Linked DNA regions of Homo sapiens: region 1 is linked to region 2. A link is a loop called in an ENCODE intact Hi-C map of the cell type or tissue named here. Cell type or tissue: MCF 10A. All regions are shown on one strand. Links, peaks and the distances in the headings refer to the core of each region. The heading gives the core; the rest is flanking DNA.

What was found. A loop is a pair of places that touch in the nucleus more often than their neighbours do. Peaks named below come from ENCODE experiments on the same cell type or tissue, not always from the same donor. Only the 100,000 strongest peaks of a DNase experiment are listed, where the experiment ranks them.
Region 1: it touches region 2 in a loop (2.7-fold over the local background); 4 of 110 quality-filtered maps call a loop at or near these places.

Annotation. Positions count from the first base shown.
Region 1 is chr6:108,729,519-108,746,108 of GRCh38, reverse strand. It overlaps LOC107986629 (a long non-coding RNA gene), which reads right to left and starts at 7,847. Exons shown (of 2, transcript XR_001744280.2): 1 at 6,686-7,847. RefSeq lists enhancers at 9,088-9,757, 12,739-13,530, 13,531-14,323, 14,658-15,585. In MCF 10A, for the core only: no CTCF peak of the experiment used is centred there; DNase peaks (open chromatin) are centred at 5,948, 7,948 and 9,068.
Region 2 is chr6:108,642,225-108,658,814 of GRCh38, reverse strand. The region is part of intron 1 of FOXO3 (forkhead box O3); the gene reads right to left. Among named protein-coding and RNA genes, the nearest start is that of FOXO3, 90 kb to the right of the region's middle. RefSeq lists a silencer at 12,295-12,589. In MCF 10A, for the core only: no CTCF peak of the experiment used is centred there; DNase peaks (open chromatin) are centred at 4,654 and 7,854.

The DNA of each region.
Region 1 (16,590 bases), core at 4,822-12,821, 86 kb before region 2:
GGAACTGACTGATCACTTGTCTGTCTCTTCTTCTAGGGCAGGAGCTTTATTTTATTCATGATTCTACCCTAAAGGTGCCAGGCACAGAGTAGACCCTTGATAAATGCTGGTTAAGTGAATGAACTTGATTTGCTTTGATGGGTCTCCCTGAGACAAATGGAGCTATATACCAGACCCATTTTCCAGAAGGAGTCACTGAGGCACAGACAGGTGGGGTGGTTTGGCCAACATCCCATGGTGAAGTAGTTGGACAGATGAGACTAGAGTAGGCTGACGGACTGCAAAAAATAACTATGAAGCCAAATGTCTCAGTCAACTCAAGCCAAAGCTAGTTGCCTAGAGGCCAGAATACATTCTCCAAGCATAGACTCTTAGCACAGAGCCCAGACAGTCATAATGCCACCATTGCTGGCATTTTGCAGGTTACTGAATGGTTTCATAGCCATTAACTTGCTTACTCTTCACAGGGACATAGACAGAACCATAACAGACATTACTGTCCACATTGTACAGGTCCAGAGAGGTTACGGTAGAGGATGTGCCTGAGGATGCACAGCTATTAAAGGAGGAAGGCATCATGAACTCCAATCATGTGATCTCAAATCTGTGAGCTTCCCACCGAACCTAGTCAAACCCAACCAAACAAGAGCACACGGAGCATCTTCAGGATCCACCCAGATGCCCCCTGTTAGTTACGGATCAATGTCAGGAGCAACGTCTTTTGATTTTCATGTATCTTTTTGAGGTCCTTCCACTTCGCCCCATATGAGTTCACCTTGGCTAGGCAGCACTTTCGTTCCCAGGAAGAGTGATGACACAGTCCCTCCTCCTGGTTCCCTGGTTGTATCCTGGGAGCCTGTCTGCAGAATCCAGTTCTGACTTGGGCCACCACAGCAGTGCTGCGCCTGGGCAGGGCAGATTGCTGGGATGTAGAAGTGGCTCTGGAGTGAACACACTTGCCTCTGGGAGAGGCTACTGTGCCAGCTGTCATTTACCACTCAATATGTCAGGCAAGAAGTGAGACCGACAGCATTCTTCCCTTTGTGTCTCAAATACACATGCTTTTGTTTCTACTGGCAACATTCTATATAGTTAGTTCTCTTTGGAGGAGTATCTCCGCATTAAGATAAAGGAGCTCCTGAAATTTGGCAGATTCAAGGGTCTAATTTACGAAGTTGAGACCAGAAGACGAAATGGCTTTCGAGGTTTTGTTCAAATTGTTAAAACAGACGCCAAAAGATGTCTTTTTATGTACAGCTGGCTTCATTTTTTAATGTCAATACCAGCTTACTGTTGAAGGTAACAAATGACACATTGTAATATCTTGCCCAGTTAATTTTTAAAAGGAAATTCAGGAGGAGAGCCTAAAACTACTTTTTTTGTTTTGTAATGACAAAGCATATTTAGACAGACTAAATTTGGCAAAATAAATAAGCAAATATAAGCTCAGCGACTTCAATTTACCAAAACTTATTTTAAAAGCAAGAGGAGACATGAAAGGCAAAAATTCTACTCAAATCCAAACAGCTTCCAAGGAAAATTCCTGTAACCTTGAAGAATAATAAAGGCTCACGGATATATTTGGAATTTCTGAATGGGAGAACTGTTTCCCGAGAGCATTTTTAACATCCCAAGTGAAAAATGAGAACAAGGCTTAAATTGTTTGGTAAAGAGCAAAGAACCCTTTGGTTTCAGAAAAAAGAGAGGGAGACGGCAAGAGTCACAATGCTGTGAGGGGCTGGAGTCCTCTATGAAACAGGAACACTGGTAGCTATTGCCAGAAAACTTTCTCATGCAAAGAGTATACTTTGCCACATGCAAAGAGTGTACATTACAATTATCTTTCCTTTCTTCCTTTCTTTCTTCCTTCCTTCCCTTGCTTCCCTTGCTTTCTGCCCTCCCTGCCGCCCTCCCTCTCTCCCTCTCTCTCTCTTTCTTTTTTTGACAGTCTTGCTTTGGCTCAGGCTGGAGTTTTTGTGCCCCAGTCTCAGCTCACTGCAACCTCCATCTCCTGGGTTCAAGCAATTCTCCCGCCTCAGCCTTCTGAGTAGCTGGAATTACAAGCATGCGCCACCATGCCCAGCTAATTTTTGTATTTTTAGTAGAGATTGGGTTTTGCTACGTTGGCCAGGCTGGTCTTGACCGCCTGACCTCAGGTGATCCGCCCATCTCGGTCTCCCAAACTGCTGGGATTACAGGCGTGAGCCACGGCGCCCAGCCTACACCACACTTTAATGTCAAATAAATGAAGGGAGAAGTGCCAAATAACTTCTACAATAGGTTCAGATTTTGAACTTTTCCCTTTTGGCAACGTCATCTCAGTTGTTTGAAACAAAGCAGTGACCTCTACCAGCGATTTCTGGCTCCTCTTGTGACTTCAAAACAGACCCTAGCCTTGTATCCGTCTGTTCTCTCCCTTGCCACCACTGCCAGCAAGCAGCAATCAACAGAACTTGGTTGGGCCTTTTCAGATTTTACTTAGTGAGAGTAAATGTGGCCTCCTCCCCTTCACCCTACCCCACTGGAGTTTTTCCTCAGTGGCCAGGCTGCAAATCTTGCCCCCAGTCCCTTTGTTCCACCGACCTGAGGTTGCCTGAGCAAAGCCGATACTTCACCAGAGACTAATTTTAGGTGTTTTACTACGACCACTAACCAACTAACCAGCATCACAAATGGGATCAGTTTGCTAATTAGAAGCCCTTGGCTTCTAGAGCCCTAGGCTGCAATCATCCCCCCATGGCCTCAGGAAATGGGAAAGAGGTGCCACAGACCCTGGATGAGGGCGAGGGGACCATTTGTTGGACCCCATTCAAGGCTCCTTCAAAGACTGGAAAGAGAAAGGCTGCACCAAAGTGCAGCTTCAAGAGCGGGCTGGAGGCTGGAAACCTGAAACACCACTCATATAGTATGTCTTGGGGCCGGGCGCGGTGGCTCACGCCCGTAATCCCAGCACTTTGGGAGGCCACGGCGGGCGGATCACGAAGTCAGGAGATCGAGACCATCCTGGCTAACACGGTGAAACCCTGTGTCTACTAAAAATACAAAAAAATTAGCTGGGCATGGTGGCAGGTGCCTGTAGTCCCAGCTACTCGGGAGGCTGAGGCAGGAGAATGGCGTGAACCCGGGAGGCGGAGCTTGCAGTGAGCCGAGATCGCGCCACTGCACTCCAGCCTGGGTGACAGAGGGAGACTCCGTCTCAAAAAAAAAAAAAAAAAAAAAAAAAAAAAAAAAAAGATCGCGCCACTGTACTCCAGCCTGGGCGACAGAGCGAAAGAGCGAGACTCTGTCTCAAAAAAAAAAAAAAAGAAAGAAAGAAATAGTATGTCTTGGATTTAAAATATTTAAACTTAGTATTTCTTGGATTTAGAACATTTAAACATAACCAACAAGCATGTATTACTATGTGCTAAGCACCGGGTTCAATTTAGAGACTCGATAATGTGTGTATGTGTGCATCTCCTAGCGGGCACTGAGTGTTGTTTCTGCCTGGCACCACAGTAGATTATGTCCTCTCCCTTCCCTGAAGTTAGGATCTTGCAAACTGCAGGTGCCTGAGTCACCTTTGGAATCCCACAACCCCAATACACACAGACACATACTCAAGTGCTGGAATATGGGTCTCACACATAGATGTCATTCAGATGTTTGTAGAACTCTTAATTATATGCCAGCCCCAAAGAGAGACTTAGATAAATGAATTCTAGCCCCTACACTCCAGAAGGCTGTATAATAATGGTGGACATGAAGAGAAGAGCTAACATTTAGGTAATAGGACCTACAACCTAAGCAAAGGAGGAAGTAAACAAATGCACAGTCATGCAATGGGTTTGGCAAAACTTTGCTTCGATGGGCAGGGCAAAACTGCTCACAGGACCCTAGACTGAGGGCAAGGACTTCTTTTACATACTTCCTCCCCTTCTGGCAAAGTGGAAGAGAAAGGAGAATCCGCCTCTTAGCCTGCAGCAGAAGTAGATGCACTTGGACACTAGCTCTTTCCTCTCTCCTGCCCCATCTCTGTGGCTCTGGCAACAGGGACATCCACCCTCATAGTTCTGCTTAGAAACATGGAAAAGTCAGGACACTGGAGTGTCCTGGGGACAGGTACACTGGGAAGAATATGACAGGAGGAGATTGACTTTCAGGGACAGTTCAGAGGTAAAACTGCAAGTTTTCAGAACTTGCCCAACATTACACACACATACGCACACATACAATCTATCCATCCATCTATTGCCCTTTCCACTTTGATTTTAGAAGTAAAAATTTAAAAAACAAACAAACAGAGGCCAGAGTATTGTGGACTGGAAGAGGGCTTCCTGTTTGAATACAAACCGTCAACCCAGGATCACCGTTCTCTCCTCACACTCCCTGGAACATATCCCCCCTCCCCTCCTCAATGTTCAAAAGACCCTGGTTTCATGGAAAATAAAGTACACATTACATACGATAATGCCATCTAATTTGAGTTTTTGAGTAAGTACAGTCAGTCCAACACTCCTCGCCCCTACTCGACTCCCCCACCCAAGACTTTCTAATTTTAGAGCTAAGAGCAGAGAACTTGACACTGGGTATGTTTCCATTTACCATGAAAGGCATGTTTCTCCACAAACAACTGGAGGGCAGGCTTGGAAAACAGGTTTAAAGACCAGACTTGTAGAACTTTGGCACGGCAATTCTCTGGAAATGTCTACTATCCCATCGAGAGGCAGGAAGTATTGAGAATGAATGTGCGTTCTGGCTTCTTTCAAACAAAATGATTTAATTTTAAGAGTCTCAATTCATAAAATAGCCCAGCTAATCTTCCAAGGAAAATGGGCATATTTTGTTTTTCTTCATTCTTCAAAGAGTATTTGGGCCGTGAAAAGAATTTGTACTGAATTTCCTTAGAAGACTTAATTTGGCAATGTGCCTTATGAGGGAATATAGAATGGTTACAAAAAGAAAAAGTTTAATGGGAATATAAATGTTTTATGGTTTAGAAATTAGAACCAGTTTAACTTCTATGATAGCCACAAATAAAACACACACACACACACACACACACACACACACCAGTTTCTTCCAGTTCCTTCAGCAAGCTATAGTCCATTTCTATAAGCGTGTAGATTTATAGATTTAGGAGCTACTTCTGCAGAAGGAAAAGCAAAGTCTTCATTTGTGAAGCTGACATTTTTGGGGGTTGTTTGTTTGGTTGGTTTGTTTTTGTTTTGTTTTTGAGATGGAGTCTCGCACTGTCACACAGGCTGGAGTGCAGTGGTGTGATCTCCACTCACTGCAACTTCCGCCTCCTGGGTTCAAGCGATTCTCCGGCCTCAGCCTCCCAAGTAGCTGGGATTACAGGCGTCCACCACCATGCTCAGCTAATTTTTTGTATTTTTAGTAGAGATGGGGTTTCACTATGTTGGCCAGGCTGGTCCTGAACTCCTGACCTCATGATCCGCCTGCCTCGGCCTCCCAAAGTGCTGGAATTACAGGCGTGCACCACTGCGCCTGGCCTAAAGCTGACATTTTCAAACCTACATGTAGGTCCTCTTTGCCCAAACTATAGGTCAGGTCCTTTTATTGCCACATATACAACCAAGTTATCAATATTTCCCTTGAATCATCATCTTATAACAGGAAAAGCCAGAAAGCATTCTCGATGTTTTAAAAAAATCACACAGGACTCCCACCTGTTCATTCTCCCCATGGCCTCCCTCTCACCTGCCCACCCCTCTCTCACCTGTCCTCTAGGTGCACCTCATGTCTCCTGGTACCCAGACACCAGGCACTTGACCTGCTTTTCTTTCCATTCTAATGCTGCTACCCCCAACAAAGAGCATTTTTTTTCCCCTCATGACCTGTTCTTGGGCTAGGCACAATCTCCCCAACTCCACATTCCTCAAAACAAGCAAATGAGCAATTGGTTTCCCTGGAATTCAAAAGACTTACTGCCAATTCCTTTGTGAAAATCAATGGCGGGTGCCAAAAATAACAAGTACGAGGAAGCTAGGAAAGTTCGAGGAATCTCCCCAAGGTCTCCAAGGTATACCCTAGATTGGACCCTGATGTTTTCTTTCTTATGTGACCTCAAGTAGCTTCTCCCAGTTGGTGTTGGATTTTGGGCCAACGTGTAGAGACTGGAGGCCATATTACATCTGATGTGGGTTCTGTGCTGGAAAAATTGATCTCTGAATTCTTGGCTATTGTCTAAGGTACACAGACCTATGATGCCAGGCACTGCTGCTCCTCCAGCCTGTGCCTGCTGCAGACGTGGCTGAACAATCACAGATCTGTCTCCTGGAGCCTGGATGCTGCCCCAGCATCCTTCTCAGCAAGGTGCTGTCAGTAGCCATGAACAGCTCTTTGGATTCGGCAGGTGAGACGGACTTGTCATTCCTGTTCTCCCTGTCCCGTATCCTACGGTCTGAGTGAGATACATGCATCAGCCAGTGGCAAAGGCTGTATCCAGCTTCCAGCAAACACTGGCTGCTTTGCCTCTGGCTTCAGGAAGGATCAGCCAACAGATAGGCATTTGGCCAACTTGCCCCAACTCCCTACCAGGTGCGTCAGGACTGAGGCTTTTTGTTTGTTTTTAGCAAAATTTAACCTCTACCCAATTAGTGCATACAAATTAGGCAGGGGCTAACTACTTCCCTATGAGGAATTTGAGACATTTGGTCTCAGCATGGAAAAGTGAGTTTACCTGATGCAGATGGAACAGTTTATTCAAGTTAACAGGGAAGGTAGATGTGCCCACTTTCTATGGAATCCTCTTCAGAAGACTTGGTGGACTTGGCGAGTCAGGCTCCTAGCAGATATGAAGTGGTGGAGGAAGTGACTGAGGTGGTGAGTTTCCTTCACGCTCACGCCCTGTGCTGTGGCCAGTTTATGGGGCACTTGGAAGAAGTTAAAGCAGAGTGCGCACATCCCGTTTATTTTCATGCAGGCAAAGGGCTGGGCTGTCAAAACCTGGAGAGATACACTAAGCAGCGTCCTCAGACCCAGGTCTTGTCAGAATTTATTCTGACGTGGCTCACAAAGCTGTGATACAGGAGTGAAGATGCAATTACTTAGGCAGATAGTGAGGGTATGGAAGTCCTTGGTAAGGTTTTCCTTTTAATGAAAAGCAGCCCCAAATCATTTTCCTTTCCAGCAAAGAGCAGCCTATAAAATCGAGCTGCAGACATACATGCAGGCAGTTGTGCCAGCCATGTTCAAAATGGCGGCTCCATCGTCCCTTCTTTGCCAGCCACCTGTACAGTAAGGAGCAGAGAAGATGGCACCAGCTAAGGGGAAAGTTGATTTGCCTTATAAGATTAGGGTGGGGCGGCCATCCTTCCCTGCGCGCTATGTAAACATCGTACCTGATCGAACCAATCTGTGAGCCCTATATAAATTAGATACCACCTCCTCAAGCCTGACTATGAAATCCGGCACATCCATGGCCAACTGGCTCTTCTCTGGTTCTTTTTCCTCTCGGAAGCCCTCTCTTTCTAACTAGAGAGAGCTGTTTTCCTTTCTCTTTCTCTTTCTTTTGCCTATTAAACCTCCTTTCCTAAACTCCTCATGTGTGTCCGTGTGTCTGTGTCCTAAATTTTCTTGGTGCCAGACTGGGAACCTCGGGTATTTACCCCAGACAACTTAGAGGCTTCAGTTGTACCTTCTTGCTGTGATACAAATTGTCTGAATGTATCGAATTGAGGCTGCTGGGGAGAGGAGAGCCTTTCTAACGTGAACACAGAAGTGTGGGTGTCCAGATTCACATGGGCATGAGGTTTGAAAATGAACCTGAGACAGCCTTTCTGTCCCATTCCTGAACTGCCCTGGGTGCCACAGAGTCCCAGATTTGAAACACTGCAGAGCCATTTGGAGAAAATGAAGTCACAATTTAAGAAGGAGTCACAGATGAAGCAATATGAATCATGCATAAGTTTCTCTAGCTGCCTCTGGAGTTTGAGTGTGGGGGCGTGGCTGTGTTATCAAGCATCTGTCCCATGAGGGTGACTCAGTTTCAGTGGATTGACCACCTAGAAGACACGGTACTTCCGGAATTGGAGATACGTTTCAGAATCAGTACTGAATTGTCTGCTATGAGCCAGACTCCATGCCTCACTCATCACAAATCGGCTGGAATGAAGTTAAGTCATCTCCAGTAAACCTACATCCAAAAACGAGGCATGTTTTTGATTTACTTAAATCCAATAATTGAGGATAGTTCCGACTTCTAAATATCAATAATTTTCTTTTGTTTTTCTTCTTCTTTTTTTTTTTTTTTTTTGAGACAGAGTTTTTTGCTCTTGTTGCCCAGGCTGGAGTGCAATGGCGCGATCTCAGCTCACCGCAACCTCTGCCTCCCGGGTTCAAGCAATTCTCCTGCCTCAGCCTCCAGAGTAGCTGGAATTACAGGCAAGTGCCACAACAGCAGCTAATTTTTGTATTTTTAGTAGAGTCGGGGTTTCTCCATGTTGGTCAGGCTGGTCTCGAATTCCCGACCTCAGGTGATCCACCTGCCTCGGCCTCCCAAAGTGCTGGGATTACAGGTGTGAGCCACCGCGCCCGGCCCAATATCAATAATTTTCTTGGCCCGACCACAACTGATTATAAACTAATTCTAGGCCAGTAAACTGTATACTATGATCTGAAAAGAATTATTTGGACTGCTTTTGTGTTACGGATACACATCTACATGCCTGAATAGTGAAACCTTTGCCATAGAAAATGCCATGCATGTCTTGCCACTGAGCTTAAAAAAAATTAATAAATAAAAAACAAAAATATCATGCAGCAGCATGCACAGATAAGGATTTCTGATAGAATGGCTCACAGATGAAAAAGAAACACTCCTCTCTTAGACCCTTGCCTGGCCCTAACCTCTCTGGAGTCTACATATTCCTGAGGTTAACGTATTTCTTTCTAACTTACCTTTCTTTTAATTTCCAGTCAAATAATTTTTATTTAAATTCAATACGTCCTCAGGCTCAGGGTCCTGATTCCAGTGGAAAAAGTCCCTCTGGGTTCCCTGCCATTTGCCAAGCTGGAATGATTGACACATCCTATGAGTAACAGAGGGCCCAGCCTTTCCTGTTTCAGATCCTGAACCCCTTCTCTGCCCCGCTCAAGTTTTCTGCAATGACTCACTCCACTTCTCTCAGCACTCCCGGCCCCCACCCCTCTCCCTGCAAGTGATCTTTTGGAATTACCATCATAATGGGTAAAAAGAGAAGGAAAAAAAAATAGAACTTCTCTACTCCCAAGGAGAGTATTCTGAGAATTTTTTTTTTTTTTTTGAGACAGAGTCTCGCTTTGTCACCCAGGCTGGAGTGCAGTGGCGCGATCTCGGCTCACTGCAAGCTCCACCTCCTGGATTCATGCCATTCTCCTGCCTCAGCCTCCCCGAGTAGCTGGGACTACAGGCGCCCACCACCACGCCCGACTAATTTTTTTTTTTTTTGTATTTTTAGTAAAGAAGGGGTTTCACCATATTAGCCAGGATGGTCTCGATCTCCTGACCTCGTGATCCACCCGCCTCGGCCTCCCAAAGTGCTGGGATTACAGGCGTGAGCCACGGCACCGGGCCGAGAATATTCCTAACAGGAATATCTCAGCTTTCCTTCTGAATCCTCCCAGGGACTGGAACTCTCCAGTAGCTCTCTTTTTTTGTCCCCTGCCACCATGCCCTCTGTTCCCAGGCATTTGACTCCTGACCTGCTTCTCCCACCCAGACGGGGTTCTCTGGCTTTTCTCTGTGTGTCACTCTCTCTGCCAAATGGGCCTCAAGCCTCCAGAAAATCTGGCCCCTTTTCCATCCTTGTATATAAGAGGAAGAATGGGGAAAAGAGAGAACTTATTGAAAAAGAATCCGAGAGTACATTCCTCGATCTTTGTCCAGGTGATGCATTAAGAAGGTCACATCCACCGTGTCTGGTTTCACTTCCTTATCTCTCCAAGAGGGGTGGGACCAGAAGACTTCCAGGGCCCGCCCAGGTTTAGCAAGATTAGAATCGACCCTCCCTTGGCATGCCCTGGAAATTGGCCTCCGTGGAGCCGAACCCTCCTGCCAATGGGGACTGAGAGGCTGGTAATGCCTTGAGGATGGGGTAGGAGGAGCAGTGAGATAGAAGAGCAGAGTTACAGAATTGGTGGGGGAGACAGACAGCACTTGGAAAAAGGACAGATGAAACAATAAGGGCAAATGTGTCTGGAGCTTCCCAGTGTAGACAGGCTCCTGCTTGATCTCCTTTAAAAGCGGGAAGCACTCTGAGCACAGTTCCCATTTTACAGACAGTAAAAATGAGGCTCAGAAGCTAAATAAGCTGTCTAAAGTCACATGACTTGGAAATGCTAGAGCAGAGCCTACAGTCTGCCTTTATTTTTATTTTGTAATTTTTTTTCTTTTTTTCTTTAAGAGACAGAGTCTTGCTCTGTTACCCAAGCTGGAATGCAGTGGAGTGATCATAGCTCACTGCATCCTCCATCCTCCCACTCCTGGGCTCAAGTGATCCTCCTGTTTCAGCCTCCAGAGTAGCTGGGACTACAAGCTTGTACAACATCACCCATACAGACTGCCTTTAAATCCAATGCCCTTTCCACTGCACCAGGATGACTAAGTTCCTCCTGACTACCTGGCTGTAAAACTCCTGATACTGGTTGCCCTGGGGCAATGGTGTGACCAGGTCCCCATGACCCTTACCCTGCCACACTACCATTCAGGCCACAGAATGCTTTGTGGGGACATCTCTCTCTCTTCCTTTTTTTTTTTATACCGTTTTACTTTAATTTACTATTATGTTCTTTAGTTCCATTTATCAAAACTTTTCATCATATTCTTATAACTCAATTTCACTTTTGTAAGAGAAGTCACGGCAGCACTTGGGGGTTGGGGAAGGAGAGGCATCACGTACGGTGGGATTTGCCTTCTGCATCCCGGGGTATCCCAAGGTGATACCTTGGGATTTATTAGGATCTCAAGCCAGGGCAACATAGATACAGCAGCATTTCTGAAACTTAAGAAGTATGGCTGTCTGTTTAAAAAAACAAACAACAAAACCCCTCAAACCTCTTAGTATGGATTTAAATTATTTTCGCCATGTTTGTTTCTTGAATATGTCCAAATTAAATATAAGCTAGATATGACATTTAATAAAAACTCCTTAATCCTATGGCTCTCAGGTAAGTGTCTGGTTTTGCTGAAACTAAATTGCCAACACTGAATTAAGTGGTCAAGTTAGCATGAGTCTGCATCTGTTTCTGCACTGGACTTTAATAATGCCATTAGCAGAGGATGCCTTTGCACCCAGGTACATTGTGGAAGTTAGTAACTGCAGGGCTATTTTTCCTTCAGGGATGTCGTACTCATACTTAACCAAAGCTCTGCTAGGAGCAATCCTTGAGAGCCAGCTCTGGCTCCAGCCTTTGGAGACCTCTGCCTTTTCCACTTGAAGACAGAATTTGGGTCCTGTTGGCCAATTCTCGCTGCAAACTGTTAGATGAAAGTAAAGTAAAACGGGTCTGTGTGCGACACGTCTGCATACACGTGAATGAGGCCTTTGAGTCTGGCAGGCTTCCCTGCCACGTGCTCTCACTTCACTGGGGTAATGCCTTTGCATACACAAATGCAGCCATGTGCCCTGAAGAGCAGGCAGCATTCAGGTCTCCATAGCCACCTGGGTGATCTAGTAGAGGCTCATATAATTTTTTTGAATCATCTTTGCAGTAATCTCAGTACTGCCCAGACCTGTTGAGAAATAATGGTATAGAAGAGTCCTATCTTGGGTCAAAGTCCTTCGCCTGCTTTTTGATAACTCCATCACTCAACCACAAGTCATCTAATGTCCCTGCACTTCAATTTCTTTGTCTAAAAAATGGAAACAATAATGCTTGCTATTCTAATTTTATTGGATTGCTACAATGCAATAGTTCCCAAAATGTAGTTCCCAGGCCAGCATTACCAGCATCACCTGGAACTTGTTGAAAAGGCAAATTCTCAGGCCCTTCCAAACCTGCAGAATCAGAAACTCTGGGTGAGGCCCAGTAATCTGTGATTGCACAAGTCTCCAGGTGATTCCGATGCCCTCTAAAGTTTGAGAAGCACTGCTATAAAACAATGGGATAATGAATGCAAACAGTGTCTACAAACTGTAATGCCTACATCATCACTTTGAGAGCCACTGCTCTACGCAAGTGTTGGTTACTATCTTGTCACCCAGGTTTCCATTAAAATGCAAATACCCCCAGGGTGGGTGACACCTTAAGCTTTAACAGGTGTTGGTTATTCTCAACAAGCATAGCAGGTGGTTAGCTAAAAATAAACCCTTTCTAGAATAGAAAATTAGGAAGGTTAAGAGTTTCTGTAGGGTGAACAAGGGACAGAGAGAGAAAAAGGAAAGGAGCATGGAGTCACACAGACTTGCATTCATGTTCTAGTTCTGTGTTTACTAGCTACATGACCTTAAGCAAGTTACTTACAGGACATCGTAACCCTATGATGATGACCTCCATAGAGTTATTGGGAGGATTAAGTGGCACAACACGTGCAAAGCACGTAGTGCAACCCATGGTTCATATAGGTATTCAATAAGTGATGCCTATCATTAGCAGCAGGGTGTCCAGACTGCTTAAGACTACCACCTGGGACTCATCCTCACTCCCACGCCACTCACCATCCCTCCAGCCACCCTATCTATTATTATTATCATTATCACCATCAACATCATTGCCTCTTCTGCCAGAGCTTCCTGACCTTAGGCTTAAAACTGCCACCCTAAGATTAACCACTGAGGAAGGAAAGGGGAAAATTCCCAGAATGGCACAGCTGCCTCAAGGTACAGGCTGGCTCATGCTCTGGTCCCCAGAGGTGTCACTGGAGTGTGCCACATTTTGACACCTGAGAGATGGTAGGCAACCAGAGGGACAGGTTCTTCCTCTCCATCCATTCTTGGACTGAAAACCCCCAGAGGGTGGGCCCAAGGGAAGTGCTGGAGCAGAGAAGCCTCTGGAAGGCAGAGAGAGGAGGCACGTAGGGCCAGGACCAAGCCCTCACAGAGGTACAACAGGGCAACCCCTGCAGGGGCAAGGAGGGTAGCCTTTCCTCTAGGGACAGGTGACATGGGTAGAATGGAAACCTGGGCTCCAGTGAGAAGCTCCATTTCATTAGAATCGCATGCTCTAGAAGAGGGGGTGAGGCCAGAAGTCTTTCCTGAGAGGAGAAGCAGGTTCCACAGTGTAGACCTTTGGGGGCTGATCTGGAGGCCTCCCTGAGTACTGCTGCCTGCCTGCTAACTTCCTGGATCTGGAGGTGTGGCAGGCACGGCCTTAGGTGCGCAGAGTGGACAGGTGGATCCAGCCCCAGGCCCGCCCAGATGTTATCTCTCGGGTGGCTCCAGGTCCCTTTCTGTCCAGGGCAAGGCCTCTGAGATGGGTCATGCAGGCTTGGCCTTTCTTCCCTCAATGACTCAGGGCCGGCTGGCCAAGAGTCACCCTCAGCTACCCTCCCACTAATGAGAGGAGGCCGGATTCCTTTGGATTTAGTAAGGTCACTCCTTGAGGGTTGCCTTTTGTTACCCATCCACAGTGGGAATGCTTCCTTAATGAGCAGAGAGCCACACCCTTTCCCAGCGTCGGGGGTGGGGGTGGGGGGGGAGGGTAGGGTAGCCTTTTCAGGTGGCACATGAACAGGGCTGATTTCACAATGGCCAGCCCACAGGTGAGGCACCTAGGGCAGGCCTGCTTCGTCAGTCCTCCCCAGCTCTCCTATCCAGGTGGCTACTCCTCCAGACCCCACCTGCCCCAACAGCTGGAGGGCGAAGCTGCTGCAGGCATGGGAGGCAGAGGAATGGTGGAGGAGCTGGGGTGCTGGGCGTGCAGTAGTGCTTGACTGGAAACCGGACGAAGCTGCAGATGGGAGAGGCACTGCTTGAACACTCCTGCCGCATCCATCACTCCGGGCACCTCCTGCAGTGCACACGGTCTCACTTTGATTTTAATCCCACCAATAGCAGGAAGGAGGTATGAGCCTCATCTGCAGCTCAGGATGATTAGGGGACAAGTCTGGGGTCATGTGCTGGTAAGGGAAAGAATGTGGACTCAATCTCACGTGGCCTGGCTCCAAAACCCGTCCATTTGCTAATTTAGTTTAAACCACCGGTTTTTTAACTTAAAAATTTTGTTTCTGAACGTTGAAAATGAATATAAAATTCAATGTGCTTCTCTGTACTCTCTTAGCAACTTCCTGTGAATCTATAATTATTTCAAAATAAAAAGTTTAAAACAATCCTATGTGGAGCCTGAATGTATAAAATGTATCACTGAGATGCTGTGAGAGTCCAGGGCAGTGGTTTCTTTCTGGGGTGGTGTTGAAAGGCAGCAGTGAGGGGTGGCCCTGTTTCTGGATCTGGGCTGGTTCTGCAGATGTGTTCTGTTTGTAAAAGTTCATCGAGCTGTGCATTTGTGATTGGTGCACTTTTCTGTATAAATGTAAAACTTTAAAAGTTGAAAATATATCAAAATGGAGATGCTCTAGTTGAACAGGAAGAGGGGTTCGATGTGCTCAGCTTCTTCCCCCACACCCCTCCACTTAACCCTCTCAGGACCCCAGGGTTCTGGGAGCACGCTCTGGAGTCTGGGTTCTGATTTCTCTTATATAATACAGGTGGCTGGGTCAGAGGACCTCAGCTCTCCAGTCCCCGCCCCAAGTGTTCTATTGTCATTTCCCATTATTCAGTTACAAACCATAGCCCATTGACGGTGAAAACCACCATTCAAATGTCCAAAAAGAAGAACATTAATCCTGGGTGTGGAGGACCCCACACAGGTCGCTGTGTGTAAAAGAGACAGCAGGCTCTCGGTCTCCCACTTGGGCAGGGCAGCCTTATACTGAAAGAATAAACTTCAAGTGAAGAATTCCCAAAGACAACTCGGCAAGAAAAGGCTTTTATGCCTTGAAAGGAATTGAATCAGACTTATAATCACAGAGAGCTGGAAATCACATCCATTCAGCATGTTCTGCAAATGAAAGGCAACTGACAATGTAAAACAAACAAACAAAACTCACTCGCATTCTCAGTTGACATGTCCTGTTTTCACCTCATTTGGCTTCTTGGAAGATTTCTGGGTTGAATGTGCACTTTGGAGCAGCATGCCTGAGCCAGGTCGTTTTTCCCCTCCTGCTTGGAGGATGTGGCGAACATATTTTCCTTTCATTCGCCGAGTTAGTTTCTGGTGTTACCTGCCCACTACTGTACCTGGAGTCAGCAGTAGCTGCCAACCCATAGCTAAGGGCAGAAGTTAGCCCAGTGTGAGGTTAATTGGACCAAATTAAAGCCATTACGGTTTAACAGGCTCTCTATTGGAGGAATGCTTAAGTGGGCTCCCCCGGGACTTGGGAAATTTGGAAGTGAAGTGGTTTTTGCTATTTGCAGTAGCTGCATCTCCCGTTTTATTTGTCAAACTGCTACTCTGCAGACTGCTGTGGGGTGAAGTTGTTAGACAAAGGAGAATCTTTTCTTTCTTTCTTTCTTTTTTTTTTTTTTTTGAGACGGAGTGTCACTCAGGCTGGAGTGCAATGGCACAATCTCAGCTCACTGCACCCTCTGTCTCCTGGGTTCAAGTGATTCTCCTGCCTCAGCCTCCCGAGTACCTGGGATTACAGGTGCGCACCATCACACCTTGCTAATTTTTGTATTTGTTTATTAGTAGAGACAGTGTTTTGCCATATTGACCAGGCTGGTCTCGAACTTCTGACCTCAGGTGATCCACCCGTCTTGGTCTCCCAAAATGCTGGGATTACAGGCTCAAGCCACCACGCTCGGCCAGGAGAATCTTTTATATGATCCTGTTTCCAGAAGAGGCTATCCTCTGAGGAGTTTAGGAAATGATAGAGTGAATCAGACTAATAACCCCACTGAGGAGATGAGGCGAAAGAGGAATAAGGCATGCAAGGGTCAGGGTCTCCTGCTTGGTGACATAGCTTTTCTGGGAGGATCTTTTCAGTTCAATGCTACCCTACCTAATCCCAAGGAAAGCAGAGTTTTAGTTCACTGAATTTTCAGGCTGAGTAGAAAATTCCTTTTTGATACAGCACTTGTTGCTGGAGAGCCACGTACTCTGTGATGTCCTCTCAGGACCCTTTCCACCCTGGGGCTCCTCCTCTGCTGAAGCAGGGCTGGCAGTTTCCAATTGATCAAAGTATAAGTAGCCAACGGCAGCTCACAACTCTCATGACAAATGCCAACCCCATCTTAGATAACATTCACCAGAGGGTTGCATCGGGTTAGGAAGGTGATAGTGTGGTGGTCCCTCTGTGCTTTCAGGACACTGGGCTTGTGGGGTACAATCTAGGGTGGCTTTTTTTTTTCTGAGATGGAGTCTCACTCTATTGCCAGGCTGGAGTGCAATGGTGCAATCTCGGCTCACTGCAACCTCCACCTCCCGGGTTCAAGCAATTCTCCTGCCTGAGCCTCCTGAATAGCTGGGACTACAGATGCCCGCCACCACGCCCAGCTAATTTTTGTATTTTTAGTAGAGACAGGGTTTCACCATGTTGGCCAGGATGGTCTCGATCTCTTGACCTTGTGATTAGGGTGGCTTTTTAAAAAAGTAACTCTGACAGAA
Region 2 (16,590 bases), core at 3,843-11,842:
ATTCTATAGGACTTACTTGTCTTTCTTTAGTAAAGTGGCCATGATCACATTCATTCTAAAGAGGACAGTGGATACCATACAAACCAATGTTGGCCAGGCACGGTGGCTCACACCTGTAATCTTAGCACTTTGGGAGGCCAAGCGGGGATAGATCACCTGAGATCAGGAGTTTGAGACCACGCTGGCCAACGTGGCGAAACCCCATCTCCACTGCACTCCAGCCTGGATGACAGAGTGAGATTCCGTCTCAAAAAAACACACAAAAAACCACAACCCTCCCACCCCCAATATTAACTACTCTTAGATTCTGAAACAAAGCCCAACTTATTAAATAGATGATTAGCTTCAATGGCCAATCTTTGCTTGACTCTCAGTTTAGAGGTTTCTTAGTGGCAGAATGCATTCCCTGGAGCCTATTACCTACAGAAAGTTCAGACAGGTTTTTCCAGTTACATTACTAAGTCAACACAAACAAAAACTGTGCCACCATCATTCTCACAGTCCCCAATCTCAGCAGCCTTCTATTCATACAGGGTGGCCAGCCTTCCATTGACAAAATCCATAATCTGAAGGTAGGGCATTGACAAAGGCCAACAAATATGGCTCATCTGTCCATTTCCAGTTCAAACGCCCAGTTACCCCTCAAAATCAGATGCCAGAAATACATTCTGTTTTCCTCACAGGTCATGATTCTGATTATAGTTAATCCTTGTTATACGCAGGGGACTGGTTCCAGGACCATCTGCATATAACTAAACCTGTGCATACTCCACTCCACAGTCAGCCCCGCAGAAGAAACTCACATGTAAGAGCCAACTCCCCCAGGCCCAGAGGGGGGTTTCACATCCTGGGAATGCTGTGTTTGGTTGAAAAAGAGCTCTATGTAAGTGGACCTGTGCAATTCAAACCTACATTGTTCAAGGCTCAACTGTACTAACTTCTCTACTTAAATGTTGGTAAAGCAGGAAAGGTAAATAAATAGATGCCAGATAAAATACCAGAACTCCAATGTTTCCCCACTTCTTCCCTGGTATCAAAAATTAATGGTGATACAATTTCTGTAATATTTCAAATGTCCCTCCTGCCACCTCAATCCCAGGAAAACTATCATTACAAATATTCTATGATTTTTCACTAATTCGTATGTCACCTTACCAAATAGTCTAAATTTCTAACATTTTACATTAGTTTTGGGATTGGGAGCTGAAGATAAAAAAGGACTGGCTTGACAGAACGAGAATGATTTTTCTAATCACATCTAAATACACATTTTGCTATACCCTTTGAGGCAGGCCAATGGTAACTGGCTGAAGAACTAGGGATGTGCCTTCCTTAAGGCTAAGATAGTAAGGTACGTAATAACCAAGACACCTACTGCTAGAGCTCAGGCAATTGTCACAGTTACTCACTAAAGAAGCTAAGAAGCTACTATGACCCCCAAACCCAAAATCATGTGATTTAAATTCAGTACTTAGAAATCAAGATTTTGATGAAATTACAAGAAAGAAAGATCTCTAGGAAAAAACTTCAGCTTCAGGGACAAATGTACCAGCTTGTCCCCAACGTGGGCCGAAAGGTTTAAAGAACCCTTAAAACACCTCTATCACAATGTGTCTAAAGAGAGTGCAGTGGTAAGAATACTCTTTATTTCATTTTTATGTCCATCTTCTCTTTTACAAAACAATTTACACTGAAGGAAGCCCTGCACTGGGGCAGAAACCCGTTAGGTGTAGTTAATCAGTTACAGAACTGGCAATCAGTGGCATAACCCTTCCAGGAGGCAGGTGCAATAGGTGTGTGAAGGAGGCAGCATGATGGAATTCACATTTCACAGTCCTGCTGCCTAGAGATTCCTTTGTTTGGTCCACCTTGAATAAATCAGCATAAAGATGACTGCACCTAGCAGAATCTGGCAATTATTTTTCTTGTTATAATGAAGACCGTTTTCTATTGCAAGATACAATTATTGCTAATACTAAAGTATCCATGATCTCTACATACATGCTAACTGGTTGTGAAGACACATGGACCCCAAACAGATCAGATTAGGTGTGAGAGAGAAGCTTCCTGAAATGAAAAGTATTCCACCAATAATTTACAAAGGGGATAATTCCCACAGGCAGGATAAAAACATTCTTTGACTATCTCTTGGCTCTTTGGGAAGATTAAATAAAGCTCTGCATGCAAACTACTCAGTGAAGTGCCAAGTACAAAAGCAGCTCCCAACAACTGTTAGATCCCACACGGAAGCAGTGACATCATAAATGTTAACTTACTGTTTTCCGAGCATCATATACTTTAAGCCAAAAGGTTCCAGGGCGGCCCCTTCCAGGAAAGGATTTCAAACTTTAAAAAAGTATTTCAGAGGTGCCGTGCCAGTCAGAAGTAACTGGTAATTTCTTAAATTTTGTACCCTACGTCCGCTTCAGCCCTTCCAAACCATGTTTACCTTGTGGAGACTGTCCACTCACCCAGACACCAGCTGCATGTGCTTCCCCTGGAACACAGAGAGGTTTTTGTCTGGAAGCAACATGTGGTATCAATTTATCTTTCTCAGCAACGACAACAAGAAATCTGCTCACTTTAAAAATAAAAAGCGAGTTGTGTAATTTAACTCTTAAAAGCCCCTGCTTTTTTTTTTTCTTTAAAGACAACCCCCTCCTCTCTCTTTTTTTTTTTGAGGTGGGGTGGGGTGGGGTGGGAGGAGGACTGTCTGGAGCAGCAAAATGAGTTATGGTTAACTCCAAAGCCAGGCCCACTACTTCCCACCAGGCCGACTGCAGGCGTCTCCTGGTCCTTACAAGGAATTTCAGGGGAAAGCACTGGAAAGGACTGTCTTTCAATACAGTGCTCACCCACTTTGTGTACAGGACCAGCATTTCAAGTGGGTCTCACTGCTTGACTTGTGGGTACTGACAATTCAGAATGAGGTTGCCAAATGCCTGAATTCTAACATACGCGTCTGCTGAACCACAGATGACAAAGGTTTTTTGAACAGCCCAATGGAACCCCAATTCACAGGGAGACCCAGAGGTCTGCGTGCCACAGGAGAGCACTGCAAACAGCTAGCTTCAGGAGCAGGCCCGGGTGGGCGCCTTCGGTGTATAATGACAGGATCTTTCAAAGGCAATTCTCTGGAAGAGGCCCTCAATTTCCCTTCAGTAGTAGTTCTTCACCCCGCCTATTAGAATCACCTGGGGAGACTTTAAACACTCACATCCCAGTCTCAGAGGTTTTGATTCAATAGATGGGGTAAGGCCTGGATATAGGTACATTTTTACAGCTCCCCAGATTATTCTAATGTGCAATTAGGGCCAAGAACCAATGGTCTTTCCTCCTTATATTTCCATTGACTGAGGATCTGATTCCAATCTAATGATTCCCAGTCTCCTTAGATCTGGTAACATAGCACAGTAACTTCCTTTAAGTCCAAGTTTCCATCATTGAGAAGATAAAGGTGAGAACTGGGATGAGAGATTAAAGCTGTGATTTTATGTGCAGAATAAGAGCTAGGGTAATTTTATTTTATTTTAGGTAACTGAGGTCCAGATCTGCTTTTCTTTTGAAAATCATGAGGTGAGGGGAAAGATCCTTGACCTTACCCTGCCTTGGGGACAGTCACCTCATTCTGCTCTGTGATGCTTCTCCACCCAGCATGCACAGGCATGGACAGAAAGAAGGCATGTGGACTTTCACAAAACTAGGAATTGATATAGCCAAAGAAGGAAGGAATGGAACACTAACTGATCCTTGTAATTTCCTTAGATATTGCTAGAATCTAGTTTTTAGCTGCCTACTCCCTTCTGCTAGATTTTATCTACTTTGGGACTAAGATGTTGTTCAAAAGCAGGTGCAGAAAGTATGACAGCATAAAAATGTATCTGAGATCAGAGAGAGTTATTACGTCATATATAATACCAGCTATAATGGCCAAAACCAATTTTCAGATTGAGAAGAAAACATAAACTTTCATGTAAAAGATTGCACAAACAACCTGATATGTAAATCTAGCTCCACTCTACTCTTGCCTAAAGCTTAAAAGTTTAAACCATTAAGGGACTTAAAAAAAAAAAAAAAGACGATGCTCTAAAGTAAACATTGTTGGGAACTTGGCTGAATAATTAAATTTCCAGTTAGAAACAAGATTTCCCGTTAAACTGCTGACGATAACCCTCTACCCACAGAGATGGCCTTTGGAAACTAACATTTAAGTTTTCAAGCAGCAAGCAAGCGACAGGTTCTGGTCCCTCATAAAAAGAATAAAATCATCATCTGGTCATCAGAATAATGAATCAATTTTCTATCCAAACAAAATGAGACATATGAGGCTTTCCCAAGGGGAGAAAGGGCTGGGTACACAATTTATCCTGCCCTCAACTGAAAAAGAAATCCTAGATAGGAAGAAAGTTCTCTTAAATAGCATGAAAAAGATGACTACCACTATACTCCACACACGGTTCTGTTGGGTTTTCTAGGGTGGATTTTATTTTCATATTAATTATTATTATTTTTTCTTTTAGTAATCTTCTTTTCAAGCTCTTCCACAGCTGTTTGTGCTCTTGGAGGGCAAGAGAGAACATTCCATTCCTCACAGCCAAACCTGCACTTCCGGCACACAGAGAACCCTGGCAGTCTTGCAACCTCTGCCCACACCCACTCCCTGCAGCATCCTGCCCCTCCCCACAAACTCTCCTATTTCTAGCCCCAGGTCCCTCTCCCCATAGACTGAGGAAGAAGCATCTAAAGGCGTGCAGTCAGCGAGATGACAGTCCCAGAAAGTAGGTTAAAGCTGCAGCATTTGGATGCCCCTGTTGTCTTTCTCCAAGCTTCTCCTGTGATGTTATTGAATCTGTTTCCCCTTCCCACAAGGTGCTCAGCAAACACATGCTACTGAAATTCTCTTTTAAGACCATGCTCAAATTAGCCACACAAAATGGTTGCCTCAAAGAGTTAACAGGCATGAAGTTATAAAAGCCATGAAGTGGAACAGAAATAGTTTTATTATTAATATTCACTTAGCTTAAACAAAATAAGGCTGCACCTTTTTCCAGTTTGAAAACTTACTGTGTGTGGAAATCGAATAAAAGGGCATAGGAAACATGCATCCAGAACTCAGGAGCACATCCAAGAATTTAGCATCACTTTCATGACATATGACAAGCAACCAGGGCAGGAAGCTCAGTAAAAATAGCAATAGCTGGGGAACATGGAGAGGGCCAGGAAACCCTCTTTCTATGAAACAGGCAGCCCCAACTTCACAGTCGCAGACCCTGAGGACCAAAGAGGCACAGTGCCACACCTGAATCCAATCAGCTCCTAAGTGTCAACAGAGCAGAGACAGACTCACACCACCTGGCCTTGAGGTGTAACCCACCACCCAGAAAGAGAACATTAGTACCAATGTCTGGATTAGCACACTAATAGCAAAGATAAAATGCAGGGTGCAGTCTGGCTCTTTAAACCAGATACCATGTTTTACTATAGCTTTAGCACCCGGCAGAGGGCCTGGTACATAGTAGGGGGTCAAAAAATTGTATCTGTTTAACCATTGAATTAATGGGAAGGGGGCAGGAGCCACAAAATAGACCTGAATTATACTTTAACATGAGATGTGATAAAACATTGAGACCAAAGAATGTCCTACATGAGTGAAGATGGAAGTAAGCTTCCACTGCAAAATGTGAAGTAGCATCTAGGTTGTTCTCAGGTTGAAAAGTCTCATCACTGGTATTAACTTCAATTAAACAGCCCAATTTCCAAAAACCTGAAAATATATACCAACAAGTAGGCTTTAAGGTCTCTAGAATAAGAGATGGAAAGAAGGGCAAACTGATAGGGTGTGTGCTACTCGGTGGAGCAAGGCCTTAGCAGGCATTTCAGGTCCATCCAGGGTGAAGAGCCGGCTCTCCACCTGTCATGGGATGCCATGGGGCCCCCATTACTTGGTAATTCAGTTGGCTCAGAGTCCCAGGCACACTCAAAACCACAAATAACACATTCTGGTTCTAAAGTCTCCTCTACACAAGCACCTAGGTAACAAGAGAAATCCCAAATCAAGTCTACTTCACCTACAATCTGAAGGAAATTCATGTATGTGGTGCCTACCAGGGCCAATGCTCTGTGCTTGACAAATTTGATCTCATTTTATTTTCTAAACAAGCCTGTCAGGAGGAAACTGAGGTGCAGAAAGGTTAAGCAATTTGTCTAGTGGGTGGTGGTGCTAGAAATCAAGCCTGAGGCTAACTTCAAAAGTGAAGCTCTCACCACTGCACTGTGTATTTCCTTCTGAAGTCACCAAACTGACCAAGGAGGGAGGCACCACTAACAAGTGACCAAGGAATAAGAAGCTTTAAAGACTACAAAATCTGTGTGATTCAATTAAATGTTCAGCATGTGGTCCCTAGGCTTATGAAAGGGATGGAAAATGTGGAAAAATGATAAGCCATGAAGCAAGCCTTGTTGGAGCCACATCTGCCCATCTGCTAACACTAATTTTTTAGAAATGACACCTTTTCTCAGACAGACCTCAAAGGGACACTACTATCATGTCCTAACCTGAACTGGGATCACTATTTTGGGGAATGCCCAAATATTACTATAGCCATAAACTGAACTTCTACATATCCAGGCTTTCCTTGGTGGCACGTCTGGAGGCTTCTGTGTTCTGGGAGAATTAGCCTGTGACTACGTCAAGCCAATATCACCTGGCTGTCCCTGGCAGGCCTATTCAGGCCCTAAAACAGCTGGCACCACGTTACGGATCCTCAAGCCAGAAACATCAAGCAAATGTCTGCTAGTGCCTGGCCCTTGCTATTATGAGGCTTAATCTGAAACAGGGACTCAGCTCTATACTATTTAAAACATGTAATTAGTTTATTATTGAGCCAGAAAAGATGAGCTTGCTCTAAAACTATGTGAATCTTAAAATATGATGCCTTTTGCCTGCCAACTGACGACGTGATCAGGATACTTCTGTTTAACCTCAATCAAAAACTCTGGTAGAAAACTGCTTTAAGGTTACATATGCCTACTATTTTATTATTTGTCTTCTGGCATCAAAACCTGCAGAAACAAATCACTGACAATGCAAGCACATTACAGGGATGGATGTGGAGGTGCTGAGTGGGTGAGTTAAACAGCTTGAGAGTTTGACATCTGAAATCCAGGAAAACTGCTTTTCTGTTCTTAGTTTACAATCCCTTCCTTCACATGAAATTTACTGGCTTTAGCGTCACACATACAAACACAACTGCTTCTAGCTCTTCAGATGTTATGGCTCAGAAAAACCGTTCCTTTTTGTCTTGTTATTTCAAGAGCAACTGATTTCTTTTTGGTAGCTCTGAAATATATGCCAGTGTGTGGGCACAGTCACACAGCTACGCACAGGCCCACACCCTGGAAAGATTGGAAGGAGTGGAGACACATTTTTCAGCTAGGAAAGGAAAAAGTTTGGGTTAGCATTTATAAAACAGACAAGTGTGCATGCATTTGGAAGCAGGCTATCTTCCAAGTGTCAATGTTAATTATCCTAATAGTCACTGTAAATCAAGGTGTTACCAGTGAAAGAAGCAGAGAAAGTAAATGCTACACACCAGAATACCCCATGTTGGCTACTGCAAACAAAACAATTGATGTATATTTTCTGTACGGAAATAAAGAGTACGATGCAGTCAATTCTGTAAAATGACTTGGGCTAATAGTATCTTCTGTCCCCTCCACACCTCACTGAAATTCAGCTCTAATGAGGAGCCTCCCGAGGGACTGCCTTCTTTAACCTATACCTCATCTGCATATTCAGTATTTCACCATAGTGGTTTTGCAAGATTTTTTTTTCTTGTTCAAAACCACAGGATGCAAAAGCGGCTGATGACCAATATAATGGTATTATGAAATGCTGACCAAGTCAACTATTTATTCCACGACACTCCTGGGTGCTAATTACACACACAGATGAGCATCAGAAAGCTCAAAAGTTCACAAAAAAAGATCAAATAAAGAAAGGACATTTCCAGTAACTAAAGAACTAGGCACTGATTGCATTTTTCTGAAAAAACATTCACTGAGCCACTCAGATACCCCTGTATTCTAACTTAAAATCTAGGGTGTTCCCAAATGTGTAAGTTAATTATTAGCACTACCCCTAAACTATGATGAATGAAGCAGACTGAATGCACATGAGATAAAATCATAGTTTTTCTAAAGGCCATAACAGAAATGCAGTATTTTATTGTAGCAGGCTCTAATCTACTTCATGTACATGCTAGGTAAACTTGAAAGCACTTAAGAAACTGGAAATACAAGCATCAGTAGTGTAATATCTATCACCCAAAGGGCAGGAGAAATAGTATTAACTGGCAAGGACAGTCATGCAAGAGACTATAAAAGCTGAACACACAGTAGAAATAGAAAATTCCTATAACTGGGTGCCTCAGGGGCTAAAAGAACGTAGGAAACAGTTCTTTTAGACCCTGCTTGTGGCTGGAGGAGACAGAAGAGTCTAAGAGGGAGGGGTCAGAATACGGTGGAGAGTTGGAGGGTGAGCCCACTCCTCAACCAGCACGTGTCCCTGTGCTCCAGGGCTCACTGGTCCCACCATATTAGCAGTCAGTGACTCTAAGGGCATTCCTGAGGATGCAGGACCCCTGACCTTATAACTACCTCCTTGGTTAAGTCTGAGTTGGCAGGGTCAGCCCTTGGATTATCTCCCCAAACTTTCTGGAACTCTTTAACTTGGTCCTCCTGAAATTTCCAGCCCTTTCCCTTTAGTCAGGTTTTTCATTTGCTAATGGGAACGATGTGTGGGCTCATAATACGATCAGGTACTAGGTCTTTCCCTAAGGATTAACAAATCATTAAATATATGGGGGCCATTGAGAGTAATCCCTTCACATCAAGACAAGGGAGGACAAATATGAAGAAACAGATGTTTCTGAGCCATTTTCAGGTTCAAAGTAACACACAACAAACGTCAAGTAACACACAACTCTCTGAGGCATTATGTGGAATGTTAGCTGTTTCTCTAGACACAAGCTCATCAGATCCTTTCAAACAGCTATAAACTAAGGAGTTTTCTGAAGAAAGACAGCTGAGTCCTGATATTAATTTGTGGATAGAAAGGGAAGTAGGGGCCAGGCACAGGGCTCACACCTGTAATCCCAGCACTTTAGGAGGCAGAGGCAGACAAACGGCTTGAGCCTGGGAAGTGGAGGTTGCCATGAGCCAAGATCATGTCACTGCATTCCAGCTTGGGCAACACAGTGAGACCCCCATCTCAAAAAAAAAAAAAAAAAAAAAAAAAAGCTGAGGGTGGTGGTGAACTAGGGATATCAGCTACTTATAAGATTAACAAATCTCCATTTGGAGAACAATTTGCCAGGGGTTTCTTGTGTTACTGAATGTCTTTGCTTTGTCAAGCAAAGTACTGACGGGTCTTTGTTCTAGACTATCTTTCAAGGTAGGACTATCTTTCATCTGCACAGTGAGCAGCCTTGAAAGGTAGTCATAGTGTCTCCCTCCAGAGCAAAGGGCAGACATACTTACTGCCTATTACAAATGATTTAAGATCCCTAAGCTCAAGGTTCCTGCACAACCCACTACATGTGCAGCCATCAACCTGGGCCTATCTATGTCACCCCTGTGGGATTCGGGGGCAAGGAAGAACCAATGCAAAATAGACTACTGCTCATGCTGGCTGCTGTGCCATGAGAGAATAACAGATCCCTTTGCCTCTGACCCAAGAGTTTGGCGTCTGGTAGGGGCAAATCTGAGACACTTGTAGTCCTTTTTTTTTTTTTTTTTTTTTTTTTAAGAGATAGGTTCCCACTCTGTTACCCAGGCTGGAACGCACTGGAGTGCAGTGGTATAACCACAGTTCACTGCAGCCTTGAGCTCCTGGGCTCAAGTGATCCTCCTACCTCAGCTTCCTGAGAAGCTGGAAACACAGGTGTGCGCCCCTACACTTCACTAATTTTTTATTTTTTTTTGTAGAGATGGGGTCTCACTATGTTTTCCAGGCTGGTCTCAAACTCCAGGCCTCAAGCGAACCTCCTACCTCAGCCTTCCAAAGTGCTGGGATTACAGGTGTGAGCCACTGTGCCTGGCCACTTTGCCATTCTTGACAGTCCACTGCTTTAGCTTGTGAACTGATTATTTCCTTAACCATGAAAGATAAAATTGGGCAATGATCATCTCTAGCCATCTTTCTTCTCTTCTCCTATGTAAAATAAGAAGGAATACAAGATAATAGGATGAGAAACAAAAAGCAAGAGAGGCAGACATACATGGCTCCAGCACTCTGAATGCTCTGACCTGGCTCTGCCAACGACCCTTAAGGCTTTACGACAATAAACCATTAATCAAAGGGAGCAGGGGTGAGAAGACCCCCAGAGAGTCATTTTCAGTGTTTCATCTACATTAGTCACCATCTTTTTCAGCTGTTACTCAATGTTGCGGTTTGCTTGTGGGAAATAGAGCTAAGTGAGCAGCAGGTTTAGGTTTATTTCTTTTTACCTTCCTCTTCCACCAATACAAGAACAGACACCTTATGTCCATTCCTACTCCCATCTCCCTGACAACTGGGCTGCCTCATCTCAAGGCAGTCCTAACAGTACTGAGTTTCTGCAGGGTCCAGACAGATTCCATTATGGAGTCCTGGGCCAGGAAACATTTCTCCTCAGTTCTTCGACTTGTCTATGGACTGCCCTCAATTTTACCTTGGCAGAGGTGCTTCCAGGTCTCTCCCCTCGCCACAGTGACTTTGCTGTTGTAAAGTGTCGTGAATGTAGACACCTAGGATTCCCTCCTCTTTCCACTTAGCTCTCCCACATAAATTTTCTTCTTTCTTCTGACAGTATTTAGTAGCTTTAGATCTCTGTGAAGGAAAATGGACTAGGCATTGCCTGTGAACCAACAGCAAACACATACGATGACATTTATAGACTCTCTCCAAGTTTCCAAAAAAAGAGTTAATTTTCTAGCTTATTAATGATGAGCCAGGAGGCTTTATCATGAAATACAGAATTTTATGACATCTCATTTGCCACAGTTTTGTAAAGAGGAAATTGGTATTTTCTTTTCCCTCCCCTTTCCTCTTGGATAACCTATTTCAATTTTGGCAAAAGGAGGGGGTATATTCACTATGGTGTTCACGGACATCTACATGTCTAGTACCTCTGAAATGATACTGGATTGTTGCCACATGGTCAAATAATGTGCTCTTTGATAATTATCAATTAGAATGCTATAAAATGGGCCAGTAGTTCCACTCTGCTCATACTGTGTGGTGTTTTGGCCACCAAACACAGGCCTTCTTTGGTTTCTCCCTACATCAATCAGAAAATTCTGTTAATTTGCTGTGATGCTATTTGTGGACATGCATGGAAAAGAATGCAGGCATCCAGGAGTAAATTAGGGTCAACTCACTCCACTTAGGCAGCAGGACACCAGCACAGCACTCCAGCTACAATAAACATTATGCAGGGACCCCAGTTTGGGCTGAGTGGCAAGGCCTGCAGAAATAAGGAACTATTAGCAACAACTTGCAAGTAATCAATTTTTAATGCTTCCAGTCTAGGGTAGCTGCCAAAGAATTTGGCCAAAGCCATCATTTTAAAAACACCAATTTAAGCTACAGTGAGGTATTCTTACTATAGTAAACAGGTTTTAGTTTGTCTGTCTAAATTCATATATGAGGTTTAAAAACAGAAAAAAGTAAGGTTTAAAATTTAAATACTACTTGGACATTTTAAAACTCCCGTGGTTTTTCTGTCCTTTTACCTGATAGCTCTCTTTTGTGCAGTACTACGCTTAGTGATGATTATTACAATTGTTATTGGGGGGAAGGTACATAAGATATGGAGAAGTCACATCAGATCATAAGAAGGAAAGTGGGAAGAGTTAGATAGCAAAAGAGATACATCTCTTTCTTTTATGTTGGAGATGCCTGGCATGTGGAAGACTCAACACATTTTCTCGAAAGCATAAATGAATTCTCCCTTTATTTTCTCTTCTGAACTAAACCATGCTGAGTAAGGTTAGCATCTGCAATAAAATGCAGGAGGAAAGAAGCAGACATTCTTCCAGCACTAAAGAAGTACACATTCTCTTTTCCCAGGTTTCCCATCTCCAAGAAAACCTACCTTTAGCAATCGAAGTCACAGGAATAAACTATCAAACTTAAATAAACTAGGTTATCTGCCTTAAACTTCAGAAGCATTTAGAAGTTTAAAATCTGAATAGAAAATTAAGTTCTATTAGAAGTTATACTCATGCTTCAAAAAGACAACACAATTCAAATACAGCAGTAGAGGACATTTTGTTTTTAATTAAGATTTGGGAAAAAAAAATTTGGATTGGTTGGTGAAAGTGTTAAAGTGGGTGCAAAGTTTTTGAAGGACTGTTTATCACTATCTGTTGATACTGCACACAACCTTTGACTTAGTAGAACAGACTACTCCATTCTTCTCTTATTCATTACTCACACAATGCCAATTTTTAGCTGGGCCCAGACAAAAAGACTACATTCCTCAGCCTTCTTCGAAGTTAGATGTGGCTATGTGACTTAGCTTTGAAAATAGAATGACATGGAAGTGGAAGAGTTCCATGCAAGACTATTTAAAGGCAGCTACTCAGGTGAGAGATGAGTCTCTTCATTCGTGCTGTTTTTCCTCCTTTTGGCCTCCATTCGGATGGACCATGAGGAGACCCTGAGGATGAAAGCCACTTGCTGAGATGAGAGGGCAGAGAATAAGAGGAGTCTGAGCATCAATCACTTCTTACAGTGGCCACACAAGCCCTAGACTTCTTTTACATGAGAATAATTCACTATTAAATTTGTTTTCCATTAGCCAAACCTAATCCTACCTGATAACTCAACAATTCTATTTTTAGGAATTAATTTTACTGACATGCCCTCCTGCATGTTATCTCTGTGTGTATACACACACTCTCTCTCAACTTTAGTATAAATTAGATTTTTTAAAAATTATAAAATTCCAAGCATTAATAATGGTAATTAGAGGTTTCTGTTCATGTTAAGATAATGCAATAGAAACACCTAACAAGAAAGACTTTTATGTGCCTATATTCTATACCTACCCTGATGTATGTGTCATCAGGCACTTTAAAAGTGCTTTTCAGTGAATGACTTGTATGTGTGCTGGGTTCTATCATCTTCTAATGTTGCCGACTGGCAGGGCTAACAGTAATCCTCCTGGCCCTGAAGTTTTAGAAGTTCTCATGTGGAGGCCATTAAGGATAGGGACTTAATACATTTATAGCTAAGAGGCTATATTATGATGAGGCTATTGACACTTCTTGTTTTGGGTCAACCTGGATTTCAAGAAAAAAAAAAAAAAAGCAATTCTGGGGATTCAAGACAAAAAAAATGAATCATGGGAAAGAAGGCTCGAAGAGAGGCTTACATATGGTCTTACCATTTACTGGGAATTAATTCAATGGTAACAGAATATATAGGGTTATTTCTACCAATCATGGGAATTTTGTCTGGGCCAATGCCTTAGCAACAATTTTCACAAAACTATCAGAAAATAACATCAACAGCCAGTGAGCACAGATTATCCACAACATACCAGGATATTGTAACTTGGTTAAGTTTATGCTTTTCTAACTTTGGAGTAACACGAAATGAACAGAAAGTAAGGCAGTCTCCACTCAAGCCCAGAGCATCAAATCTAAAAAATAAAAGTTATTTTTATTAACATTTAATATCATATAACATCAGGGCCAGAGTGGTGGTGGAAGAACTGGAGAGGCCGCAGGTTCAGTCATTCAAATTGGTATTTGCTGAGGTCCTTCCATGCACCAGGCATACAAATGTGAGTGAACAGACAGACATGGTCCCTGGTCTCATTCATAGATTTTATAATTTTGTGGAGTGAGAGGGAGGTAAGGGACAGACATTAATTAAAGCAAACAAATACATACATAATTACAAATTGTGAAAAGTGCTCTGAAGGAAAACAACAGGATACCATAAGAGAAAATAACAAGGTCAGCTGGGTGTACCTAAGACAGACTGGAAAGTCAGGAAAGACTTAAGACCTGCAGGAGGAGCAACTAAGTAATGAAAGCCACTGGGATGGGTTTACCTAGAGAGGATGGAGCGGATGGGTGTACCTAGAGAGGAAATGGAGAAGAGAAAACCTGAGAGTTTCTCATGGGAGTCATGCAACATGAGGGCAGGTAGAGAACAGGGATCAGACAAAAGAAAGAACAGAAGCCACCAGACAGGAGGGGAGTGTGGCGATCGTGCCCAGGAGAGTTTAGTGCTTCAAGGAGAAAGGAGTCACCACTGAAAGATCCAGAAAGAGAGGAGAACAGAGTGTCCATGAGCTTTGGCAACAAGAGGTTATCACTAGTTGCCTTGGCAACAGCAGTATCAAAGGAGTGGTAGGGACAGAAGCCAGGAAAGATGCCAGCAAGGGATCACTACTAATAATAAAAACGCTAACATTTATTAAGTGCATATGAGGTACTAAACACTGTTCTAAGTGTTTCATACGTACTATCTCTGTAAGTCTTCACAACAATGAGGACAATATGGTCCCCATTTTACAGATGAGAAAACTGAAGCTTGCAGAAACCTGCCCAAGACCACATGGATGAGAACTCAAAGGTTTGCACCAGGGCCTAAGCATGATGCAGTGAGGGCCGCAGTGAGGGCCTCAGAGAGGGAGAGGGAACAGGATCTGGAGCCTATAGCCAGGCACTGGCATTGTCCTGACCCTCAAGCCACATGATGGCCTTTTCCAGTGAGGGACATAAAATGGGGCAAAACAATCCTACAGGCTCTACGACTACACTGGGTAACAACGGCCACAGGAACAGTCCTTCCATCTTGCAAAAATACTTACTATCTTGGGGATGGTACATTCTAGAATACAGATTTTGATAAGTTCCCACTTGCTTCTCCACTATTCATTAATGAACCATGAAAATCATTCCATCCTAAAGATGATCTGAGGGGCAAACACAGCTGAACTCTGCACTAAGGTCAGATCTTCACTCCTCTTGAACTTTCTGCAGTTCAGCTCTGGACGATAGCACTGTTAATTAGTGGGCAACACTGCTATAGCTGGGGCAAGGACAAGGTGAAGCAAAACACACCAATCATTCTTGCTATCTGTACTCTCCTCTTACATTCTGGTCAAAAAGGAAAAGTTGACCAAAAGAGAAGAAATTGTTGGGTTGCCACTGAACAGCCCTCTCATTCCATAACCAGGAACACAAACAAACAAAAATCAAAAACAAAATAGAAGAGCAGTTGTTGATTTCTGAGTGTTGCTCATCTTGTTTTCAAAACCTAGCAATCCCATTAACTTCACATTCACTTTGGAACACTTCTTAGGTACTTGAAGGAGTGAGCACTCCTCTCTGACGTGACCTCAAGGTTCAAAACAAGCAACATTAAGTAACCTAAGGTACTTGACTAGTCCCCTCATCCTCATTCCCCAGGTCCTTTCCTGTCCCTTCTGCCTCCAGCCAGTTTTAATTTGCACTAAAGTCTGAAAAGGTCAAACTGGGCATGGGCAAAGAACTGATTGTTTACACAGTAAAATTACAAGAATGAACTAAAAATGAAAATTACAAGAATGAACTAAAAATGAAATCACCCTCTGTAGAACAGCACTATTCAAAAACTGGAGGTACCAAAAGGTGGGGAAATGAAAGTTTAGAAGTCTATTTACATTTTATGATTTAGTCTCTTTGGATTTGGAAGTAAAGAGTAACCCATAGAAATTCTTTAGCTAAGAAGCTTAAATGTACTTATCTGATCATGTGAAATACACATTATGTTCTGGATTCTTGCAAATGTGCTCAATCTGTATGCAAACACCAGAAACAAGCTGCAGCAACAAAAGCTGAAGTTACATTAGTTGACAATGAATTAGCTTTACGGAACCACTAACTGGACTTTATGGAACCACTAACTGGACAGGGATCAGACTATCCTACCTGTGACTCTCCCAGCAACTGTCCAAAACAATGCAAGTTAAGAGTTAAAATGATAGTCTCAGTGATAGTATTAAAGTAATTTAGAGGGCACCTACTGCCATACACACATCATTCTGATTTTTCAAAATCTCCTGTCGTTTGCTAGCCTTGAATTGGATGAGAGCTGCCGAACTTTTTTTATTTTCAGTCTTTACCTTTTCCTTGAGTATCAAAGTATTACATGCTTATTCTAAACATCTGGCAAGTGTGGAGAAGCAGAAAAAACATACGTAATTGACCTTCTAAACTACAACCTTTGTAGATTTTGCTACTTATTTTCTGTAGTTTCTTGTTTATATGGATATTATCCTGCATATTATCCTGATCCACGCCACTCCCCCAATTTAATGTTATGCTATCAGCAGTCCCCCTTGCCAAAAACTCTCTTAAGTATACTTCTTATAATTTCAGGACGGGCATGGTGGCTCAGACCTGTAACACCAGCACTCTGGGAGGTCAAGGATAGAGGATCACTTGAGCCCAGGAGTTTGATATCAGTCTTGGCAATATAGTGAGACCTCATTTCTACAAAAAAATTTTGAAAATTAGCCAAGCATGATAATGCGTGCCTATAGT